Regions from separate parts of the Homo sapiens genome. Here region 1 is linked to region 2. Evidence: chromatin contacts called from ENCODE Hi-C or POLR2A ChIA-PET data. All regions are on one chromosome and are shown on one strand. Each heading gives the region's core, a stretch centred on a gene start or an enhancer-like site at or near the end of the contact. The rest is flanking DNA. Distances are from core to core; before and after follow the strand shown.

What was found. A loop is a pair of places that touch in the nucleus more often than their neighbours do. ChIA-PET counts read pairs that join two places held with the same protein, here RNA polymerase II (POLR2A). Pooled maps may share reads with other maps.
Region 1: a map of left cardiac atrium shows a loop between it and region 2 (2.1-fold over the local background). The contact joins two enhancer-like sites. A Hi-C loop is called at or near these places in 2 of 168 maps with a recorded cell type or tissue (left cardiac atrium and sigmoid colon) and 4 of 50 pooled maps. POLR2A ChIA-PET finds 5 or more read pairs at or near these places in 1 of 52 experiments (HEK293).

What each region holds. Positions count from the first base shown.
Region 1 is chr13:33,535,445-33,542,204 of GRCh38, forward strand. It overlaps a transcript of STARD13 not described here. Among named protein-coding and RNA genes, the nearest start is that of LINC02344, 200 kb to the left of the region's middle. Within about 2 kb of position 2,392, at least 7 of the 41 ENCODE cell types and tissues checked have a DNase peak (open chromatin) inside an H3K27ac peak, as active enhancers do.
Region 2 is chr13:33,397,332-33,403,592 of GRCh38, forward strand. It overlaps a transcript of STARD13 not described here. Among named protein-coding and RNA genes, the nearest start is that of LINC02344, 65 kb to the left of the region's middle. Within about 2 kb of position 4,065, at least 3 of the 41 ENCODE cell types and tissues checked have a DNase peak (open chromatin) inside an H3K27ac peak, as active enhancers do.

The DNA of each region.
Region 1 (6,760 bases), core at 1,142-3,641, 140 kb after region 2:
TTTAAGTTTTACCACAGAGAATCAAAGGCAATCAATTAAAGATAAAATTGTATTTTAGTAACTTAAAAATACAACTTCCAGGAGCAGATGAGAAAGAAAAACATCAATTAATTGTTTTGATTTTCAAAATAACTTAATTATATTAATTAGAGATATAACAAAGGCCTGCTCCAAAGGAGGAGAAAGTTCTTAGAACATATTGGTTGTTTTGCACCAAGGTCAACTTTATTTTGAACATAAAAAACTTACATTCTTTCTCTTACCACAAAAGCTGAAGTAAATATGTTCTAGCCCTCAAATGTGACTATTGGTGTTTTGGGGATAAAGGGAACTTTGCCCCCTTATTGATGGCTTCTTGTTTCTTTACAATAATCCCATTCAGGGAAATAAAAGGCACATTTGTTTTACTGATTCCATCTAAGCATATTATACAAGGCGAGATGGCAGTCCGAAAATCTATACTTAAATTATTGGAATGGAAGAGGACTGAGTGATCCCTTATAGAACACACAGAGGTCAGGCTTACACCCCAGTTGGTCCTCATCATGATCTGGAATAAGAGCATCAGTGATTTGGGGGACATGAATAGAGCTGGGTTATGGGAAAGCTACTCTAGATGTGACATTCCATTTTCCGTGTGTGCATGTAAATAAATTAAATATATAGGATTGTCAATCCTCAGTGATACAGTTAAGAGTACTGAAGACTCAAAGGTGGAAAATAAAATGGTAAAATGGTGAAGCAAAACAGAAATGGCAAATAAGACAACTAAATTGTGCTGGCCATTATTTAACATGCCATTACATCATACGTATTTTTAAAGCCAGGAATTTATGAAATTTAGTGTAACATCATTTGGACTGTTTTATCATCAATAACTGTAAGAAACTTTTTAATTGTTCCAAACTGCATTTGTTTATTCTATAAGTTAGGAAAATGAAAACTAATAAAAAATAATAAAGAAAACGAAGCTTAGGAAATAAGAGTATTTGATTCTGAAATATATTTTCCCATCATGGGAGAGTCTCCTGAATCTGAGAATGTTGTAATATTACTCAGTCTATATTTACTGCATAATGATTATGCTGTCTTGGTAAGATAAAAATTAGATAAACATTAGGGATGTATATGAGAGGTGACAATAAAAACTGAAGTCAATGTCTTATATTCAAGGGATTTATAACTCTCTCTGGGCTAGCACAATCTGAAAAGCAGAATTAAAAGGGAAAAACTGGTAGATACCTCTTTTAACGAACACTCAACTGTAAAACCACCTGGTTTTCCTCTTTAAAGAAAGAAGAAATTGCTTCTGCCAGCTTACTGAACAGAACTTCCCTGTGATGTCTGATAACAGCCTATACTCCAATCTCTGTAAAAGTCACACTAATTATTAATACACTGGAGCAGAGTTCAGGTTCCATTTTGTCATACAGTCTTAGTGAAACTGCCTCATTATATTGTTCTATCGGTTTGTTAGTAACAAAATTCCCTTGCTATTCATATTAGAGCTGCTTTAAATTTTATTCCACATTAAATAAACTTTTTAATCAGATTTTCTTTTAGGTTATTTTATCATAGTAAAAATTTTATTTTAGGTTACAAAAACAATTTCAGGATTCATTAAATAGCAGCAAGAGAGCAAATACCACGACTTGAGCACTACAGATGAGTAAACTTCCAGAACAGTTCTGAGCACGGCTTTCAATAAAATGAACAAGTTGTTTACATAGCTGTGAGAAAGGTTATTGTTTCATTGGTTTTGCGTCCTAGTGCAGCATTCAGCATTTAGTGGGAGTCCAATCAGTGTTTACTGAATAAAACAAACTAAGTGATGAGCAGAAATCTGGAAATGTTGTGGTTTCCGAAATACTGCTGCTACGCAGACAAGTTATGACTAACATTCCCCCTTGAAGTTAAAACTGTTTGTATAAATAATTTTAAAAACAATAAAGAACCCACTATGTATCAGACATTTTACAAACAATCTTATTAAAACCCAGTCTTGGCAAGTAGGTATCTTATTTGACACTTTAGGGAAACTGAGGCTCAGAAAAGTTAAATAACGCTCAATTACACCCATGCAGAAAGTGAGGGGTCTTGGATTAAGTCCTGATCATTCGATCTTTCTACAGTACACTCACAGACCTGTGGGCAATGTTTTATATAATTATTCCTTGAAATTACGGTAAAAAATCAAATCCACTCTCGGGCTTGGCCGGGAAGTGTATATTTCTTTACTGGCATAAAAAAAAAATTAAAAAACCAACAAGGAAAAGAAAAGAAAAGATGTATTTCTTCTTGCCTGACTAGAACATATGCTTGTATTTTAAGAGTACCAAAGGTGACAGACTGAATTTACAGCTACAGCATAGTCATGTTTAGCTCGCCTGGAAACAGAACTACCCTGATCTCTCAGCAAAAGGAACAGAGGGTGCTTCCCCATACAGAAGACAGAGTCAGGCCAACTCTAAAGAGAACTAGGGCATTGCCTAGGAACCCATCTGTGGCAAGGGGGTACCACTGCCAGGAGGCCCCACAAACACCTCTGGAATTAAGACGGAAAGTCACTTCCATGTCTTCTGTGTTGCTTCTGATGTTTAGAAACAAAAAGTATTGACACTAGTTCAGAAAAATGAGCCTATCTTTATTAGCATAAAGACTCTCAGATTACGAGGATTTAAAAAAAAATGACCCCGCCTCTGAACCGTGAAGAACTAGGGAAATCTGAGTAAAATACAAAAAGGATCTTGAGAGGGCAAGATCCCGAAGAAGGGTGCAGAAAATTCTGCCCATATTTGACTCTCTTTTTCCCCTTACCTTATTCATCAATTTGGAAGTTGTTTCAGAGGCTGAGAAGTTACACAGATAATGGCAACTAAGAAGCAGAGAAGCTGAGAAGAGATTGCTTTCAGGAGTCCACTGATTGAGAAAATAAAAATGCGAGTTCAGGGCCCACGAAAGAGGGAAGGCCTAACACCTCGGCTTTTAGCTGGGACACAGAAAGGGTCACCTCAGGAGTAAGAAAGAACCTGAAATAGACGAGACCTAACAAAGTCTAAAAACCAGTTTGAAATAATCTCACTTCCATATTAGATTAAGGTGCTCTGCCCTTAGCCTAGCTTCCTAATAGAAGCAAAAGTAAATCCTACAAATACTTCCATAAAGTAAAAAACACCACTCAGAGCCCAGTATTTTTTTTTTTTTCATAAACAAAGACAACATTTCATAAAGAATTTCTGGGCATACCAGGAAACAGAAGAAAAAGATAATGGAAACAAGATCCACAGATGATCCAAATACTGGAGTTAATGGGCACAAACTATTTAATTTTTTTTTTTTTTTTGAGACGGAGTCTGGCTCTGTGACCCAGGCTGGAGTGCAGTGTTATAATCTCGGCTCACTGCAAGCTCCGCCTCCCGGGTTCACACCATTCTCCTGCCTCAGCCTCCTGAGTAGCTGGGACTACAGGTGCCTGCCACCATGCCGGACTAATTTTTTGTATATTTAGTAGAGACGGGGTTTCACCGTGTTTGCCAGGATGGTCTCAATCTCCTGACCTTGTGATCCGCCCACCTCTGCCTCCCAAAGTGCTGGGATTATAGGCGTGAGCCACTGCGCCCGGCCTTGCATTTATTAATACTAGAGACGTAGAATCTATGCATAAGAAAATTCTAGAACTAAAATAAAATGATTCAACAACTGAAAACTTAAACTAAAAAAATACACTTAGAATAAAAACCATGAAATGTGTTGGAAGAAACTTAACAATGTATGTGCAATACCTGTATGCTGAAAATTACAAACAGAAATTAAAGATCAAAATAAAAGGAGATATATGCCATGTTCATAGATTGGAAAACTCAGTATTTTTAAGATGTCAGTTCTCTCCAAGCTGATGAATAAATTTAACAGAATCCCATTCAAAATCCCAGCAGATGTTTTTAGAAATTGAAATGACAATTTAAAAATTTATATTAAAATGCAAAGGACTTAGAATGGCCAAAGTAATTTTGAGGAAAAAAATACTTCCACTATCTGATTTCAAGACGTATAAAGCTACAGTAATCAATACAGTGTGGGACTGGGTTAAGAACAGACATATTTATCAATGAAATTGAATAGAATAGAAATTCAGAAGATCGGCAGATTTTTAATAAAGGTGCCAAGGTAATTCAATGAAGGATAATCTTTTTAACGAATGCTACCAGAATAACAGGATTTCTATTTTGAAAAATATGACTATCAACCATTATTGTGCCATACTAAAAATTAAGTGGATCGTAAACATAAATAAGATATATTGTGAATCTCAGAAATGAGAGGATTTTATGAACAGCTTTATGCTAATGAATATTTGGATACGTACAAATCCCTACAAATATACAACTTACAAACAAAAGCTGCTCTTTAAAAGACACTTTTAAGAAAATGAAAAAGCAGGCCACAGACTGGGAGAAAAATATTCACAACATATACTTCTGACAAAAAAGTCATACGCATAGTATGTAAATAACTCCTACAACTCAATTACAAACAACTTAGTTTTAAAATGGGCAAAAGTTTTGAACATATACCCACTTAATGGCTAAAACTAAAAACTAAAAATAGCAAGTGTTGGCATTTGATAAAAAGACCTGTCACCCTTTTAAACTATAGTAGTTCCCCCTTAGCTTCAGGGGAAATGTTCCAAGAACCTAGTGGATGCCTGAACCTCAGAGAGTACCCTACCCTAAATATATTATGCACGAATTTCTTTTTCTTTCTTCATAATTTCACAGATAGAAGACTGATTCTTACCAACCACTTGGTTCCTAGTGACCTTAGGTGATTCCTTAAGTCGAGAACTTTCACCTTCCACTTAAAGGAAGCACATTAAGGCTTCTTTTGGCATATCCAAATTGCCAGTATCACTACTATTGGGCCTTGGAGACATTATTAAGGAAAATATAGGTTATTTGAATCCAAGCTCAGTGATATGGTGATAGTTGATAACTGTGATAGTGGATGCTGAACAAAGGGAGGATACACGTTCTGGGAGGCACAGAGAGAGGCAGCATGAGATTTCATCACACTACTTAGAACTTCTAGCAATTTAAAATTTATATTTCTGAAATTTTCCATTAAATATTTTTGGACCTCGGTTGACAGTTGGTAACTGAAACTATGGAAAGCAATACCATGTATAAAGGGGGTTCCTATACAAGGATGTTTGATGAGTGCAGACACAAATAGATTCGATGGTGGGAATACACAAAAATTCTTGGCTTATGCTCACAATTCTTTTTTCAATAAAGTGTGAGGCAAAGTCATTAGTTGAGGAAGTTGATAATTTGAGGAAGGAAAAGAATGAGATATTTGGATTACAGAAGGAAAGGGCAAAGTCAGTAAAGCAAAGGAGTAGGAGAGCTGATCAATATGCAGAGCCAATTTAGGTGTGAGATCACACTAGTCCACCCAACAGTTAACAGGCTGAGCCCAAGCTCAGAAAAGATAAATGCATGCAGGAGTTCATCCATGGTTTGAGTTTTGCCAGGGAAGTGCTAAAAGTGAGGGATAAGAGTTGAGGATATTTGCAAAGGAGTCAATGCCACTATTTCTGAATATATGTGTACTCTTTGAACTGTGAAGGGCTATGTTACTGTAACTTTATAGTATAATGGTAGCAAAATGAAGCAATCCCTCAATTTAAGGTTGGTTATATACGATGTAGAGAAAGATGGGAAAGTCGAAAAAAAAAAGTAAGCAACTAAATGGGATATAGCCAAAGCTGAAGTATGCAATGATGAAATAAACTGATTCCATATTCCACACATTTGATTTTAGGGTCTAAAAGCTATTTTGCAATCTTCCAGATCACTCTTTGAAGACCTATTACAGCTTCAGCTCTGACCTCTTTCACGTGTTTTCTAGTATCTTCCAACATTTTCCCCTTTTCTTCCCCTTTGGATATCCTGCCTCCTTCTTGCCCTATTTCTGACCAATCTTGAATGATATTGCAATATCCCCCTAACTTCTACATAAACAGGTGCCATAGTACTCCTCACGTCACAGCAGCGTTTTTTCCAGTACCAACTACCCAGACTATCAAACGGTTTTAGCAAAAAACAATGAAATACACTTATTTGGCAATTTCGGACAATCTTTCTTATATCCTCCGGCCCACTGCTGTTTCTTTCAAAATATCTACTTAAAAGCCTGTATTCCTTTCCCTCTGGCTTTTACAAGGATTGTTTTTATATAGGCCCTGGACTGCAAAGAGCTTTGAAATCCAGATAAAAGTGTTTACCAAGGCTGAAGAAATTTTCCAGGAGAACTGAGCACTTTGCACAGATGACATTTTTGGAATTAGTTTAAAATTAAACGGAGCGGATGCAGATTCATACAGATTTTATTTCTGCAACACACTTGGTTGTTTCCTTGCAGCATCTAAAAACAAAGCCAATGCACTTTCAGAAACTACTATGGTCCTCCAAAATTCAAAAGTGAAAAAATGACAAAATTTTTCTTTGTAACACATCTGCACAAGAGGCTTTCCTTTAAAATTTGATAAAAGACCAAGGCCACACCAGAAAACACAGAATATAAAACTGTGTATCGACAAAAATTAAAAACTAAACTCCTTAAGAGAATCGCTTGCTAAAAAGTTTAAAAAACACGAAGACATGCTTTCTTAAATAATTTGAAAATGTTTTTGGTTCCACACGAGTAGTCTATTTGTTTGCGTGCCTTTTTTATTCCTTGTGACACCCCTACCTTCTCA
Region 2 (6,261 bases), core at 2,815-5,314:
AAACTCCAGTTTCACTAAACCCAGGATTCTTTCTTGTACCACAATGCACTACATGTGCCAGTATTGCTCTGTAGGAATTGGGGCTCAGGGAGACAGTGCAGATGTCAATACTGTGGCTTCTGCTGTTGCCATGAGTAATAAAGTCCTTTGTCTCTGATCCAGGAGACTCATATCTTCTGCCAACATCTTGAAGCTATGGCAGGCTAATTTGTTAGTTTGCAAGGAGGGTAAAATTTCAGGCCCTTCACAGAGTTTGACAGTTTTAGTGATGAGTATGGGATGCTGACAGAGATGTAGCTTTCTGGAAAATGAAGGACAAGGGCCTCATGGGACAAATAATGGGTTTTGAGAGAAATTCACAGGAATTGGTACCTGTATTAGTCTGCCAGGACTGCTGTAATAAAATGCCATAGACTGGGTGGCTTACAAATAACAGAAATGCATTTCTAACAATCTGGAAGCTGGGCAATCTAAGATCAAGATAATGGCAGATTCAGTGACTGACCCACTTCCTCATAGACAGCATTCTCAATTTAACCTCTGGTGGAAAGGATGAGAGGTCTCTCTCTGGCCTCTTATGAGAGCTCTGCCCCCATGAGCTAAACACGACCCAAAGGTCGTATCTCCTAATGCTATTATCTTGGGGATAAGGATTTCAGCATTTGAATTTTGGGGTAATATAAACATTCAGATGACAGAAGCAGCAAACATAGCAAATATGTTGACCAAATTGTATGGTCAACTGGGCAATAAATGATCTTCTCCTTTACTGCCTGTTATTGAAGAGGAATTGGGGAGGTGGTTACAGGCTCAAAGACAGGTGTCCTGGTTTTTGCTAACTCTCCTTTGAGGAGACAGAGGCTATTCCTCACAAGTCTTGCAGTCAGCCTTAGGTCTGTGCTCTTGTAATAATTAGAGCTAACATTAATCCCAGAATAATTGGATATCTATATGGGAAAAATCATTCTTGACACTACCTTACAACATTCACGAAATGAACAAAAGTATCATCTAAAACTATAAAACTTTTAGAAAACAACATCAGATAAAATCATCAAGATTTTGAGGGCAGAAAAAGAATTCTTAAGACACTAAAACATGAACTATATGGAAATTGGTCAACTGGACTTCATCATCAAAATGGAATTATTCTATTCTTTGAAAGACATTGTTAAAAAAGTAGAAAGCCAAGCCCCCGAGTGGAAAAATATTTGCAGTACATATATCTGAAGATATAGATGCAGAATATATATAAAAAATTCAACTAAATTTTAAAGAAGACAAGGAATATGGGGAAAAAAAAGAGATGTGAACAGACACTTCAAAACAGAAGATATGCAAATAATCAGTAAGCACATTAAAGATTCCCAATATTATCAGTATCAGGACAATGTAAATTAAAACCACAATGAGATACCACTGTACACCAGTGTTTGTGAGGATGTACCACAACTGGAACCCTCATACATTGCTGGAGAAAATCTAAAATGACACAAGCTCTCTATGAAGTAGTCTGGTAGTTTTCTTACATAATGACTACATAACTCACAATTCCATCCCTTGGTATTTACTCAAGAGAAATGAAAACATATATCCATACAAAGGCCTTCATGTGAACGTTCATAGCAGATTTAAATAGCATTAAGCTACAAACAACTCAAAAGTCTGTCAACAGGTGAGTAAATAAACAAGTTATAATCTATCCATAGAAAAAAGTATTTCCCAAGCAATAAAAAGGAGCAAGCTACCACCACATTAATGGATATAAATGGATAAAGAAAATGTGACATATATATATTCACACAATGGAGTATTATTCAGGCATAAAAAAGAAAGAAATCTTGCCATTTGTCACAACATAGATGAACTTGGAGGACAATATTCTAAATGAAATAAGCGACACATATAAAGACACTGTGTGCTCTCACTTATATATGGAACCCATAAAAGTTGAACTCTCAAGCAGAGAGTAGGATGGTGGTTACCAGGGGATGGGGTGTAGGGGAAATCAGGGAGATGTTAGTCAAAGGGTACAAACTTTTTTAAACATTTAATGATACAGTTTAATCTCTAAAGCATTAGGCCAGGCATGGTGGTTCACACCTGTAATCCCAGGACTTTGGGAGGCCGAGGCGGGTGGATCACGAGGTCAGGAGATCGAGACCATCCTGGCTAACACAGTGAAACCCCATCTGTACTAAAAATACAAAAAAAGAAAAATTAGCTGGGCGTGGTGGCTGGTGCCTGTAGTCCCGGCTACTTGGGAGGCTGAGGCAGGAGAATGGCATGAACCCGGGAGGTGGAGGTGGCAGTGAGCCGAGACTTCACCACTGCACTCCAGCCTGGGAGACAGAGCAAGACTCTGTCTCAAAAAAAAAAAAAAAAAAAAAAAAAGCATTAAAATAAGTTTTTACAAATCAAGCATCAATTAAAGAGAATATATTCTATGTGATTTATTAATATAAAATTTTAGAATAGGCACAAGGAATTTAGAGTGGAAGAAAACAGGTCAGTGATTGCCTAGGGCTGGGATTGAGGGGGCAATGACGGCAAAGGGGTACAAGGCAACTTTGTGGATGACTATTCATTTTTTAATTTAAAAATATTTAACCAGCATATAAAAATTGAATACATTCAAGGTATACAACATGATGATTTGATATACATATACATTGTGTAATGATTATCTCAATCAAATTAGTTTAATACATCCATAATCATCCATGCTGTATATTAGATTTCCAGAACATGTTCATCTTGTAACTGAAAGTTTGCACTCTTTGACTAACACCTCCCTGATTTCCCCCACTCCCCATCCCCTGGTAACCACCATCCTACTCTCTGCTTCAGAGTTCAACTATTATGGGTTCCGTATATAAGTTAGAGCACACAGTGTCTTCATATGTGTTACTTATTTCATTTAGAATAATGTCCTCCAAGTTCATCTATGTTGTGACAAAGGCAAGATTTCTTTCTTTTTTATGTCTGAATAATACTCCATTGTGTGAATATATATATGCCACATTTTCTTTATCCATTTATACTTTGATGGACACTTAGGTTGTTTCCATATCTTGCCTGTGGCGAATAACACTGCAATGAACATGGGGGTGCAGATATCACTTCAATGGCTATTTTTTTTTTTTTTGAGACAGAGTCTTGCTCTGTCCTCCAGGCTGGAGTGTAGTGGCACAATCTCAGCTCACTGTAACCTCCACTCCCAGGTTCACGCCATTCTCCCACCTCAGCCTCCCGGGTTGCTGGGACTACAGGCGCCCGCCACCATGCCCAGCTAATTTTTTTTTGTATTTTTACTAGAGACGGGGTTTCACTGTGTTAGCCAGGATGGTCTTGATCTCCTGACGTCGTGATCCGCCCGCCTTGGCCTCCCAAAGTGCTGGGATTACAGGCGTGAACCACCGCACCCAGCCCGTCTTCAATGGCTATTCTTGACTGTGATGTGGGAGATATAGTTGTTGAAACTCATCAAGCTTTACACTTAAAATGGGTGCATTTCAGCACATGTAAATAATACTTCAATAAAATTGGTTTTTAAAAAAAGATCTACAAGCTAAAAACAAAGATTAACGTGGAATGTCAAAACGACTCAGGAGCCAGCCTTAACAGGGCTCCCACTGGCAAAAGTTGGCAGTTTAAGCATCAAAAAGAGAATGACTGTAGATCCTTGAAATAAAAGGAATATGAAACAATCATTATTCCCTAGTAATATATGTGCATGACACCCCTCCACCCCTGGGACACCCCTCCAGCAAAGAACAGAATTTCGTTCTTTGTCTTAAAAATCTTCTCAGTGAACAGTAACTATTTTGAAACCAGAAATCCTAAAACAGGATTGCATTTTCAGGATCTCAGATTTGTTTAGTTTTGAATTATTTATTTAAACATTTTTTTTCTGAAATATTTTCTAAGCAAAACTAGGATGGAGTTTTGAAAAGCCAAATTACATACGCACTGGCTCCTGTGTACCTTGAGAATGCACCTTGCAGACTTTCAACTACTTGACTATTGGCCCCAGCTGCCACACTCTGAAATGCATTGTTTCATTTGCACTCATAAAATTGGGGCAGAGAGCCAAGCCTCCCAACAGCCGCTTGTAGACAATTATCAAGTGCCGCAGGCTTCCTAAGGCAGCCTGTCACTGAGAGCCTGAGAACTTGTTCAACTTTAGGCCAACTTTGGCTTAAAGACACCAGTGGCCTGGCCGCACTTCCATTAGACTTCAGGATAGTCCAGGGTGCTTTTACCCAACTTTCCTTCTTGTCTCTCCTCACTAGGAATCAGATTTGCATCAAGGCTGGATGGCTCTCCCATCTCTTCCCAGCTCCCTCTCCATTTTCTCTCTCAGACATTTTCCCCAATAAAATCCTTGCAAATTTACTTTCATCTTGATGTCAGCTTCTTGGATGACCTGAACAAATTCACAGCCCAATATTTGATTATCTTTCATGGCCAACAAGGCCCACAGGTGACTCTCATGCTCTTATATTTTTTCCCATTAAACTTCATCTTTGTGGGTTTAAGGCCATTTGTTCCAACACATCAAAGTATTTTTGAATCTTACTCCATTATCTTTTACATCTGTTGTCTTTCCCATCTTTATGACATCCCAAAATGTGATGAGTAGTTATTACATGTCTTCTACAAATTGTGAATAAAAGCATTAAACTGTAGCTGCCAAATGACAGGCCCTTTTGGAAATGCAATCAAGGCCTATAATAAGCCTGACAGTACAAATAAATCTGTTTTCATAAAGTGAATAAATATTGGATAATTATGAAAATATTAAATTATATGTAGTGAGATGGATAGTGCCCTTATATTCAAATTGTACATCTCCCATGATATTTTGCACACAGAAGGTGTTTACAATCACTCTCACCAAGATAGCAATGACACCAGAAAAGTGTAGAAAAGAATATTTGAAAGAAGTAATCTTTCGTAGTTTTAGAAACAAGCTGTGTAGTTCTTCTGTTCTTGATAAAATTAGGGTTAGAGCACAGCATAAAAATTTCAGCTCTTACAGCAGCAAGAACTACTCAGTATATGAAATAACCTTCAGAAACAGTGTAAGTGGATTCTCTTCAATAAGGATTTGGTGATGAATGGACAGGAGATGGAAATGGCTAGAAGATGGACTGGCTAGAAGAGGGCGGTTCCCTGGCAAAGGCCCCACCCTCAAGCCTGGAGACCTCTGACCCTAAGTAGGAACAGGCATTTCTGTTTCTGTGCCCAAAAAGATGCCTTTTGGCCTGCCATATCCCCCTATCCTGTACCCATATAAATCCCAAACCCCAGGCTCCAGAAGCAGATGAGCAGATGAGCAGAGGAGCAGATAAGGAGATGAGGAGAAAAGCAGATGAACAGTGGAACAACATGGCAGAGAAAGAGAGAAGAGGAGGAATTTCTGAACACTGAGAGAAGTTCGGCTGGGGGTGGCCGGAGGGCAGTTCAGCTGCTGAATGGCCAAACTCCAGGGGAAGATCATCCTCCCACTCCATCCCCACTTCCGGCTCCCCATTCATCCCACTGAGAGCCACTTCCACCACTCAATAAAACCCCGCATTCATCCTTCAAGCCCGTGTGTGAACCGATTCTTCTGGGACACTGGGCAAGAGCTCGGGATACAGAAAGCTGTCACACTGGCCCTCTGCCCTTGCAAAAAGGCAGAGGGTCCATTGAGCTGGTTAACATTAAGGTGTCTGAGGATGGCAAGGCTAAAAGAGCACTGTAACACTGGGGCCGCAGGCACCCACCCCTAGACACTACTGCAGGAGCGGAGCCCAGAGTACCTGCCCCGGCTCCTGTACCTGCCCATCTGCGTGTTCCCCCTCCTGTCAGGAGTTTGAGCAACAACGATGACCGAACAGGCAAGCCACACCCCTGCTGCACATCCTGCAAGGGGGATCAGGGAACTCTCCTGTTTCAGTGGCTTGCTTCTTTGTGAGCTGTGAGAGTTCAAAACACTTGGTGTAGCAATAATGACAGAGTTTGTTTGTGTTTACACTTAGGAACGATTGTGTGGAGTTAGGGGTTTCCTAAACTAATTGTTTTTAGGTTAATTTGAGCAGAGGCCAAGGGTGTGGCAAATAGGCAAGTGAATAAATCATCCCCAAAACTGTTTTATATCATGGATAGCCATGCTAATATTAAAAATAATTTTGATACTTCAGAGGACTCATTTTTCATTCACTTGTAGATAGCATGGTATTTTTTGAAAAGAAACGTAATAGGCTGGAAATA